Linked DNA regions of Mus musculus: region 1 is linked to region 2. The links are chromatin loops, found by intact Hi-C in ENCODE. Cell type or tissue: gastrocnemius. All regions are shown on one strand. Each heading gives the region's core, and the rest is flanking DNA. Links, peaks and the distances in the headings are about the cores only. Region 1 holds the start of Htra2 (HtrA serine peptidase 2). Region 2 overlaps 1700003E16Rik (RIKEN cDNA 1700003E16 gene).

The links. Hi-C counts contacts between places; a loop is a spot of excess contacts. Peaks named below come from ENCODE experiments on the same cell type or tissue, not always from the same donor. Only the 100,000 strongest peaks of a DNase experiment are listed, where the experiment ranks them.
Region 1: it touches region 2 in a loop (2.7-fold over the local background); 1 of 42 quality-filtered maps calls a loop at or near these places.

What each region holds. Positions count from the first base shown.
Region 1 is chr6:83,052,169-83,057,538 of GRCm38, forward strand. It overlaps Loxl3 (lysyl oxidase-like 3), which reads left to right. Exons shown (of 14, transcript NM_013586.5): 14 at 1-398. It overlaps Htra2 (HtrA serine peptidase 2), which reads right to left and starts at 2,403. Exons shown (of 8, transcript NM_019752.3): 1 at 1,753-2,403; 2 at 1,445-1,649; 3 at 1,161-1,355; 4 at 870-902; 5 at 530-635; 6 at 305-374. The coding sequence starts at 2,258. It overlaps Aup1 (ancient ubiquitous protein 1), which reads left to right and starts at 2,353. Exons shown (of 12, transcript NM_007517.4): 1 at 2,353-2,664; 2 at 2,743-2,880; 3 at 2,961-3,111; 4 at 3,338-3,522; 5 at 3,730-3,802; 6 at 3,899-3,972; 7 at 4,200-4,266; 8 at 4,374-4,476; 9 at 4,591-4,710; 10 at 4,810-4,925; 11 at 5,108-5,226; 12 at 5,330-5,370. The coding sequence starts at 2,528. The coding sequence ends at 5,366. In gastrocnemius, for the core only: a CTCF peak has its summit at 3,135; DNase peaks (open chromatin) are centred at 1,543, 2,414 and 3,079; H3K4me3 peaks cover 3,710 bases; H3K27ac peaks cover 3,131 bases.
Region 2 is chr6:83,162,756-83,168,125 of GRCm38, forward strand. It overlaps 1700003E16Rik (RIKEN cDNA 1700003E16 gene), which reads left to right. Exons shown (of 4, transcript NM_027948.1): 4 at 1-220. The coding sequence ends at 136. It overlaps Gm15624 (a long non-coding RNA gene), which reads right to left. Exons shown (of 2, transcript XR_003956319.1): 2 at 2,788-3,883. It also overlaps a transcript of Dctn1 not described here. Among named protein-coding and RNA genes, the nearest start is that of Gm15624, 7.3 kb to the right of the region's middle. In gastrocnemius, for the core only: CTCF peaks have their summits at 244 (motif pointing right) and 2,881 (motif pointing right); DNase peaks (open chromatin) are centred at 234, 2,945 and 3,199; H3K4me3 peaks cover 2,536 bases; H3K27ac peaks cover 2,449 bases.

The sequences.
Region 1 (5,370 bases), core at 298-5,297, 110 kb before region 2:
TTGGCTTTACATCACAGCAATAGCAGGATGTACTCAATCTACTGAAAGATCCAGATGCAGTGGGATGAGAAAGTTATGAGAGGGAACAGTGCTTGTGACAGAAGACAACAGCTTATCTTAGGAAAAAACAGACATGAGAGAAAACCCAAGAAAAGGATAGGGTGTGTGTATGGTGTGTGTGTAGGGGTGTGTGTGTGTATGTATGTATAGGTGTATATATATATACATATATATAGATATATGTATATATCACCACACTAACATACATATATATGTATATGTATATATCACCACACTAACATACCTGGGAGTCAGGGTCAGCATCATCACTCCAATGTAGCGGCGCTGGGACCCACTGGTTCCAAACCAGGAATCTGTAATAAAAGAGGACAAATGAACCGCCCCCCAGCTACATTCTTTCCCTTACTTTCTACCAGCACACCCCTCTATACCAAGCCCCAGTGAATGCCCTCCCCTAAGTCCCATCCTCCATTTTAAAGGAACCCCTTTCCCTGTAAGACAGGCTCACTTTTCTTTTCCCCGCGATGCAGAAACTCCCTAAGGCGATCAGAAGGGATGGCAAAGGAGATTCCAGCTGTCACCTTCATGGTGTTCACTCCAATCACCTCCCCATCCTGCAGGGACACAGCCCCCTGTCCCCTAGCCCACACAGATGGCAGAGGATGGGGGCACCTGAACAAGAGTAGCAAGGATTTGGGGACAGAAGTCTGTCTGTCTGTCTGTCTGTCTGTATACCAGGAGAGGAACAAGAGACTAGAGACTTAGCTAAAATTCCCTAAATCAGAGGAAAACCCACACTTCCCACACTAACCTGGGGCATGGATTCTTAGAAGAACACGGACACTCACCAGGTTAACCAGGGGACCACCAGAATTTCCAAACTGTGAGATAAAATGAAAGAAAACATCAAAAAGATCTGGAATCCCATGCTCTGGGAATTCTAAGACCGAGGACATAAACAGGGTGTAGGGAAATTTTTCAAATTCCATTCCTAGCACATGAACTAGAGAGGCTGCCTTTTGCAGCCCAACCTCTGATACAGGCCCAGTCACCACCACGTGTCAGTTGGTGCTCATACCCAACAGCTGTTCTCCCCAATTCCAACCTTAGCACCTAATTTCCCTCATATCAGGACGCACATCAATAGCTGCATCGGTCTGAATGTATTCCACGTTGTTTTGAGGGAGTCCCAGGTCCCTGGCTGGGCGCTGAGCAGAGCTGACAATACCAGATGTGATCGTGTTCTGCAGTGCAAAGGGGCTTCCCATGGCAACAACAAACTCCCCTTGCCGGACATCAGCAGAGCGGCCGAGGGGCAGTGTGGGAAGAGGCTCCTTAAGGGAAACAAGGCCAGCAAAACTGGTCATTTTAAGAAGGGAGCAAGAGAACAGCTGCCATCAGATCTGGCCTACTCCATCCCCACCTTGGTTTGAATCCTCAGTGTGGCAATGTCTGCTACGGGATCCACAGCTGTGACCATGGCCTCATAAGTATCCCCGCTAGGCAGCCTCACTCGTACTCGGCGCCGATCAGCCACCACGTGGGCGTTGGTAACGATGAGCCCATCTGAAGCCACTACGAATCCTGATCCGTTTGAGATGGGGACTTCACGGCCGGAGAAAGGGTGCCTGGGATGGGGAAAGTACCCATTACACTGCAGCTTCCACCTCATCCTGCTCCCTTGCCTTCACTAACGGCAGTTCAACACCTCCTGGTCAACTTCACCATTACCGGTCTAGGATCTCGATATAGACCACAGCAGGGGCTGTCTTCTCCACCACATCTGCGATGAAATTGTACTGGCTCCGGGGAGAAGTGGGTGGCGGAGCAGGAACAGCAGCCAGCACCGTGGAAAGACCCCGACCCCAACCCCACAACAGCAGCACCACTGCACCTCCTGCGCCCACCGCCACCGCCAGCCATTCGCGCCGACGGCTTCCAGGGCTCCTGCGGGCCTCCTGGTCACTGGAGCCTGAAGTCCCCACATTCAATCGTGCCCAGAGATCCGGGGTCCTAGACGTCAGATCTGCCCGTGATGCAAGGAACCCCTCAGGCACCTGGGCCGGGAGACTGGGGGTCCCATAAGTCATCCAGATCTGAGAGTCAGGAGTTCCTGACGTCAGCAGAGCCCGGAGGTCAGGAGCTAACAGGGGAGGCTTCCTCCAGAAGATGCCCCCCAAAGCCCGCCATGCCCGAAGGCTCCAGTTTGCACCCCGCCCCGCTTTCAGCGCAGCCATCAGCTCCGCCTCGACTCTCCTCGCCCGCCCTACTCAGAGGCGGTCCTCTAGAACCCGGCAAGCGGTCTAGGAGAAGCAGGGCACGACGGTAGCTGTTCAGCGCATGCCGGGAAACGTAGTCCCGTCAGGACGCGCTCCTCTCCAGCATACGCACACGCTCACACACAAACACACACACATACACACACATTCCCCGGGGCCGCGAGGCATGCTGGGAACGCTAGCCCTTCCGGGGCGCCTCCGGGCCTCAGGTTCTGGCGTCTCGGCGGATGCCCAAAGACTCCGCCTTCCCAGGGGCCCCCGCGGCCCTGCGAAGATGGCGGCGACAGCGGCCCCGCTCTCCTGAAGCGGCTGCGATGGAACCTCCCCCAGCTCCGGGGCCGGAGCGGCTCTTTGACTCGCACCGGTAAGCGCTGCGGAGGGAAGAGACCGGTCAGCGCGTCCTGTCAGCTTCGGCGCCTGATCGCGTCGCCTCTCGCCACAGGCTCCCGAGTGACGGCTTCCTGCTGCTCGCGCTACTGCTCTACGCGCCGGTCGGCCTCTGCCTCCTGGTCCTGCGACTCTTCCTCGGGCTCCACGTCTTCCTGGTCAGCTGCGCTCTGCCCGACAGCGTCCTCCGCAGGTGCGGACCGCGGCGCCCGGGGGAGCATCGGGGCTGGGCTGGGCTCTGGACCGCACGGTCACCGCCGCCTGTGTCCCCAGGTTCGTGGTACGAACCATGTGTGCGGTCCTGGGGCTCGTGGCCCGGCAGGAGGACTCCGGACTCCGCGATCACCGCGTCAGGGTCCTTATTTCCAACCACGTAACACCTTTTGACCACAACATAGTCAACCTCCTCACCACCTGTAGCACCGTGAGTGGGGGGCGAGGCCGAGAGCGCCACCGGGTGGCTCCCCAGGCCCAAGCTCAAGGCTCCCCTTTACCCATTGGGATTCTCTTGGGGAACACCGAGCCTTTCCCCCAGCCCCTTAATCGCCACCTCACGTGTCACCCTTTTCCTCTTTCTTTCTGTCTTTTCCTTTCTCTTTCTCTTTTTGACATTTCCTTCCATTCTTCTTGCTTTTTCTCCCCGTTCTCAGCCTCTACTCAATAGTCCCCCCAGCTTTGTGTGTTGGTCTCGGGGCTTCATGGAGATGGATAGGCGGGTGGAGTTGGTGGAGTCACTCAAGAAATTCTGTGCTTCCACGAGGCTTCCGCCCACACCTTTGCTGCTCTTCCCCGAGGAAGAGGCCACCAATGGCCGAGAAGGGCTGCTGCGTTTCAGGTGGGTAAGCGCAGGCATCTGGCTCCAGTTGAGTGGGTGCCCTAGTTCCTTTCCTGTCTGCCCACTTTTAGCCCTGCCCTCGAAATTCTTAATTCCTCAGTTGTCTGCTTATGGAGTTGGACAGTTTACTAGTTTAAGTCAGATATAAGTGGTTGGCTGGGCTAGGCTGAACTCCCATACTACTCGCTCTCTCTCCCTCTCTCTTAGTTCGTGGCCATTTTCTATTCAGGACGTGGTACAACCTCTTACCCTGCAAGTTCAGAGACCCCTGGTCTCTGTGGTGAGTGCATGCTGGACAGGGACTACTCTGGGGTCTGGAAGGGAAGTTTCCCACCTGTGGCCCTGGCTTAGACCTCACTTCATGCCCTCCCCTCAGACGGTGTCAGATGCCTCCTGGGTCTCAGAACTGCTGTGGTCCCTTTTTGTTCCTTTCACGGTGTATCAAGTAAGGTACTAACTGTCCTCCGTTTTTGGTGGCTGGGAAGGTGTTCACCTCAAGGGCATGGAAGTAGTGACCACTATCCTGTCTGCCTGTGGTTTGTTAATGTCGAAGTTCTAACAGAAGCAACACTTATCTTCATCTCCCTACTCTCCCCACCACTGTTCCAAGATAAATGGGGAAGGGCCATACCCTTAGCCCCTGTCGACTTAACAGGGCAGGGCTCTGGTTTTTGTAGGTGGCTTCATCCCATTCGTCGACAGCTAGGGGAAGAGAGTGAGGAGTTTGCGCTCCGTGTACAACAGGTGGTAGTGAACAGGGGTGTGGTGGAAGTGGGGGGGTCCCTCCCTCCTGGGGAGAAGGGGAAGAAGACCTGACGAGGCTACAGCTATAACCTTCCAATTCTCCCTAGCTGGTGGCCAAAGAATTGGGCCAGATAGGGACACGGCTCACTCCAGCAGACAAAGCAGAACACATGAAGCGACAAAGACACCCCAGATTACGCCCCCAGTCAGGTGTGTGATCTGGGCACAAAGATGCTTGCTGCGCTTGGTGGTTTTGCTTCCCTCCTTACGCGTGTCTGCCTCTCTCAGTAATCCACTCACCTCATTTTTTTTTCTTTTAAACAGTGCAGTCTTCTTTTCCTTCTCCTCCCAGCCCTTCTTCTGATGTGCAGCTGACCACTCTCGCTCACAGAGTCAAGGAGGTTCTGCCCCATGTGCCATTGAATGTCATCCAGAGAGACCTGGGTATGGGAAAGGGTAGCATCACAGAATGGCAGACACAGGAAAATGGGTCTCAACAGAGAAGGGGTACAGGGAGTGGACACTCTGCCCCTCTCTTCCCAGCCAGGACTGGGTGTGTAGACTTGACCATCACAAACCTGCTCGAGGGGGCTGTGGCTTTCATGCCTGAAGATGTCACTGAGGGATCTCAGTCCCCGCCTGCACCCTCTGCCCCAAAGGTGAGACCTGGAGTAGTCAAGGCCAAGACTTAAGGGCAGGTCTGGGCAGTCTCTGCTCCCTCTCCCTGACTTCTCGCCTTGATGTTGAGACCCTAGCACAGTGCCTCTCTTGCAAAGTAGGCATTCGATGGGTGTATAATGATGATGACTTCGCAAGCCCTCTGACATTGTGATCACCTCAGTTCCCCAGCTCGGGCCTGGCGACCCCTCAGCCCACAGCCCTAACGTTTGCCAAGTCTTCCTGGGCCCGTCAGGAGAGCCTGCAGGAGCGCAAGCAGGCACTGTATGAATATGCAAGAAGGTGAGAGGGTTAGAGGACAATATGTGAGAAAGAACAAGTTGGAGAAAGGCCTGATGAAGCTGATGTGACAAAGCCTATACACTCTCTCCCCCATGTCCCACAGGAGATTCAGAGAGAGACAGGCCCAGGAGGCTGAATGAGCCC
Region 2 (5,370 bases), core at 177-5,176:
CACCCCCCAGGCGCCTGAGCAGCAACCCATCCAGACAGGTGTGTCCAAGCCTCAGGTGATTATGAAACAGATAAGGAACGAGACCCCCAAAGCCTGGCTGCTCCCCACCAAGCCTGTGCCCCACTCTGGGTCCTGAGCCTCCACACTGGGAAATGGACCTTGCTCAAAAATAAACGAATTGCCGCAGGAACTGACTGGCAAAGATGGTGCCATTTCTTCCAAACCTGTTTATTTCCTTAACGGGACTCCAGGGGGCGCAGTTGTCATGGCTTAGGAGACAAGGCTTAGGGATAAGGTTGTTCCCTAGCGTTCTCTGTCTCACCTCCACCACCCCCCACCCCCCCTGTCCTCAAAACACTCGTTAAAAGGGAAGATAGAAGGACCGTAAGGTAAATCTGGCTCCCAGGCAGAACTTTGTCCTTTCAGTAAGGGAGGAAGTGCATAACTGTGATTATAAGCATAGAGTGAGTCCACACATTAATTCGCTCTCCTTTCCTAGCTCCTGGAGCTTATTAGTTCATCTTGGATTGAAACACCTATTTTTTTCCGTTTGATTTTTACTCCTGTGTTCAGGGAAATGAACCTAGAATTTTGCATATGACAGAAAAACATTGTATCAACCAGACACATACACACAGCCAATACATTTTAAGCAATTAATATATACACAAATATGCTCACATGTGAAATGTCCTATGTACCCTCATGGTTGCACAACACGGAACAGCAAAAGACTAGAAAGTGGGCCAGGAGGCTGGCTCAGCCAGTAGAGCACTTACTATGTAAAGCAAAGCATTGAGGACCTGCAAATAAGCCCCCAGCCCATACTCTCCATTCTGGGGAAGTTTAGATGGGACAAGCCCTAGGGTTTGCTGGCCAGCCAGTCTAGCCAGAATTGAATTCCAGGTTCAGTGAGAGACCCTTTCTCAAAATAATAATAATAATAATAATAATAATAATAATAATGAGGAGGAGGAGGAGGAGGAGGGTGATTGAGGAAGAGATTCCAGGTCAACTTCTGGCTTCCAAATGCACATACACGCATGTGTGCTCCCACAAACATGAACACACATGCATACAACTGGAAACAAAGTAACTAGAGGAATCCAGTTGATAAATATGTACACCTACACATGAGGATCTCTCTCTGTTTTTCAAGAGATGTTCTCTTGTAGTGCAGGATGGCTGTCAGGCCATGGGTGGCCTTGAACTCCTCATACCTAAACCTCCCAAGTGCTGAGATTTCAAATACAGCTTGTATAACCGGAAAACATTTACCCACTTCATTTGAATTTGATGGCTCAGTGTTAGTTAAGAGTGGTTACTGGCAGCTCTTCCAAAAGACCTGAGTTCAATTCCCAGCACCCACATGGCTCCGCTCACAACCATCTCCAACCAGTTCTAGCTCCAGGGGACCTAAGCCCTTTTCTGTCTTTCCCATGTGCCTGGTGTGCAGACATACCATACATGTAGGCAAAACACTCATAAAATATAAACCTTACAGATTCTATAAAGGAAAAAAGGCAGAATGTAAGTCTCTATACTGTACTACCTATTGCATAAGAGATGAAAGGAGTAGAACTCTGTGTTCATAAGAGCCTGTATTTAAAACATCTACCAGATGACCAAGAAACCAATTACCTGTAGCAAGCAAGAAGGTTATACTAGGGTGGGACAAGGGCTAAAGGGAGGCTTCTCAGTACATACTTTTCCAGGGGGCTTGAGATGTGGTACTTTCTGTCAGCTTTCTCTGTATGTCCCTGGATGTCCTGGAACTAGCTCTGTAGATCAAGCTGGCTAGTAGTCAGTGCTCTTATCCACTGAGCCATCGCCGCAGCCCAATCCTGGCTATGTAATCCTGACTGGCCTGGAACTTAATCCATACTACAGGCTGGCCTTCAGCTTTTAGAGAACCACCTTCCCCTGCATTTAGAGTGCTGGAATTAAAGGCATGTACCATCATGTTTGGCCCAGTAAATACTTAAGTATTAATTTTATTATTATATTTCATTTGGTAGTTTGTGTGTACAGTGTATATGTGTATGTGGTGGTGGTGTGTGTATGTGTGTGTATGTGTGATATGTGGTGTGCGTGTGGTCTGGTGTGTCCGTGTGTTTGGTCAGTTCTCTCCTATCTTCACGTGGATTCCAGGAATCACACTCAAGTTGTCAGGCTTGTATGGTAAGTCCCTTTAGTTGCTGACCCATTCCACAGGCTCCAGTTTGATTTTTGAATGGTAGGAATGCATTGTATGTTCAGAATAAATAGAAATATTTAGAAGGTGAAATGGGGGTGAGAGGATTGCTATAGAGGAGGTGTCCATTCTTTCTAGATCCTGTCACTGACAGTCATTTTACAAATAAGGACATGATACTGAGAGGCTGTTACCAGCACAGGATTTCACACAGCTCATAGACTGGAGGAGGAATTGGAACCGGTCTGTGAAATCCTAACTCCTCCTCCTGTGGAGTTGCACATTTGCTTGATCCTTCCTTCATGCCTGCCTAAATCATTGTATACTTGGTACCTTAGTACCTCAGGCTAATTTAGAACTCGGGGCAATCCTCCTGCCTCATCCTGTCTAGTACTGGATTGTCGCTAGTTTTAACAAGCCAGTTAACTCTCAAAAGCTAGCAATAAGCCACTGAAGACAAAAGGACTGTTGAAACTTTCTATACCACCTCCATTGAAAAGACGCACCTCAATGCTGCTGACAGCAATGGTTCTAGACAGTTCCGTTTCTGGGGGATGGGGGTTGAGGAATGCTGAAGAGGGGAGAAAAAAAGGGAATGGACATCTTAATTTATTTCTCCCGATCTCCAGGCCATAATTGTCACTTTTTGAGATCAAAACAAAATTCCCAATCCTTCCCCTAAGATCCTCCTCCAGCAGAGGGCGTTCACCCCGCCCCGCCTCACGACCGCGGTCCTAATCCACTTCCCAGACGTAGTGCGCGTGCGCATGCACACATGCACGCATCCTGCCGCAGGTGTCTAGCTCAGTGCCTTATCGATGTTTTCTCTGCCTCGCTTGGCGAGACCTTGTCAGCTAGGGCGAGGCAGCAGGAATGAGGAGACTGCTCACAGAAATCTAGAGTTTTCTGGGACCCGAGGGCTTTGGGGATCACTGCGGGAGCGGGCGGCGCGCAGGGCAGTCCGTGGGGCGGGGCGGGGCGGGGCAGCAAGTCCGGAGCGGCGGGCGGCGGCGGGGCCGATCGGGGCGCGGAGCCCTGACAGCAGGTACGCGGGCGGCGACCCCGCCGACTGTCTGCTGAGCTGCCCCGAAGCTCTCGCGGAGCTGGCGGGGACTCGGGGTTAGGACTTGGTGGGCTCGAAGGGTGGGTGGCACCCGGGCGGGCGGCCGGGCAGGCCTGGGGCCCCGCTGAGCGCTTCTCCCAGGCTTGCCCACTCTCCTTCAGATTTGCGAGGGGCCCCTGCTTACTGTGACACCGTAGTGAGCGCAGGCTTTCTGTGGGCACGTGTTTAGGAATTTGTGTTAAACGAAGACAAAAATTAATCCTAGAGGGTTCAGACGTGGAGGGTCTGGAAATGCGTTTGATGTGTGAGTACGCCTTGTCCTGGGGTCCAACTAGGCTTACAAAACGATCCTTGTGTAGTCGTCTTGTACACACACCTCTCGTAACTGAGCAGGACGACAGCTAAAGCACACAGATGCGAAATTGCTGTTTTCAAAGAGGCAGGTCTTTAGACTGAAATCCATTTACAGCAGCGCAGAGAGCTGCAAGCGGCTGCTGGCCCCTTGTTACCCTGGTGTACTTAAAAGGTACTGAGAATGGAAGAACTGTGTCAGAAATTGGCGTCCTTAGCCTACTGTGCTGTCAAAGCCTGTCTTCTTGTACTGTATTTAAACAGATAAGGATAACCTAAAAAATAGGAAAATATGTATGAGTGTAGGGACCAGAAATGTCAGGCCCCTGCAGCTGGAGTTAGAGCCAGTTGTAGTTCTAGTAACTGAAGTCAGGTCCTCTGTAAGAACAGTAGGTGCTCTTAACCACTGAACCAGCTCTTCAGCTCCATAACTTTATTATGTAAAAGGTGCTTTGCATTCATATATATATTTGAAAGTTCAGGTTTTCTCAGCAGACTATTTCAGAACTTTTAGTATGCTGGATATATTTCTCAAGAGTCTCTAGGGCATGTGTATGTGTGTGTATGTATGTGTGTATGTATGTGTGTGTGTGTGTGTGTGTATATATGTATGTATATATATATATATATGCATAATCTCCCCCAAATAGACAGGGAGATACTGGATTTTTGTTTGTTTGTTTGCTTGCTTGCTTGCTTGCTTGAGTTTTGGTCGTGTCTACTTAACGTCTGGTGCTGTTTTTGGAAATGAAGTTCCCGAGGTAGAAACCCACCATTGTAAAGGGGCAGTGTGTGCCAGTGGTTTTTACTTTAATGGAGGTATGTGTTTAATAGAGTCTGGTGGAAATATAGCTCTTATCTAGTCTGCATTTGTAACAGGTTCTCAGGTGATGCTGTTCAGGGGCAAGATCTTAGCTGACAGGCACATTTTGCTACCTGCTATGTAGAACAAACTACTGCTCTGGGTTAGTTACTTTATCCAGCCCTTAAACCAGGAGTTAGGACCAGAAGACCTCTCAGCCTCCTCTCATCTCAGTGCTGGGCTTCTAACCGCAGCCACCTTTGCTGTAGCTGACCTCCATATGTGATACTCTTGTCAGTTTGGCAAATTTTGCAATCAGGCTTGAACAGTTCTAATAATGGGGAAATAACTGAATATGCCCCCCCCCCCCCCGAGATAGAGGCTGGCCTCAAACTCCCTGTGTAGCCACAACTGGCCTTCAGTGCCTGCTTCTCCTGAACACCCCAGTTGCTAGGATTCTTAGTGTAAGCCTCCCTGTGGCATCTGTCCTTGTCTAGGCTATCTCTTAGAGTTAAACCAAGGAAAAGCTGACTTTCCAGGTGTGGGTAACACTCAACTTGGGTGCTGTTTTTGTTTTTTGAGACAGTGTTTTTCTGTGTAGTCCTGGCTGTCCTGGAACTCACTCTGTAGACCAGGCAGCCTTGAACTTAGAGATCCGACTCCCAAGTGCTGGGATTAAAAATGGGAGCTACCAGGAGTGAGCCTGGTTTTGTAGTATTCAACTTTAATGCCAACACTTGGGAGGCAGAGGTAAGTGAATCTCTGTGAGTTCGAGTACATCCTGGTCTCCAGAGTGAGTTCCAGGACAGCTTGGGCTACATGGACAGACTGTCTCAAAACACAAACAAACAAAAAAAGTTAACTCTTACCAGGTGAGGTGGCATATACCTTTAATCCCAGCACTCGGGAGGCAGAAGCAGGCAGATCTCTGTGAGTTTGAGGTTAGCTTACTCTACATAT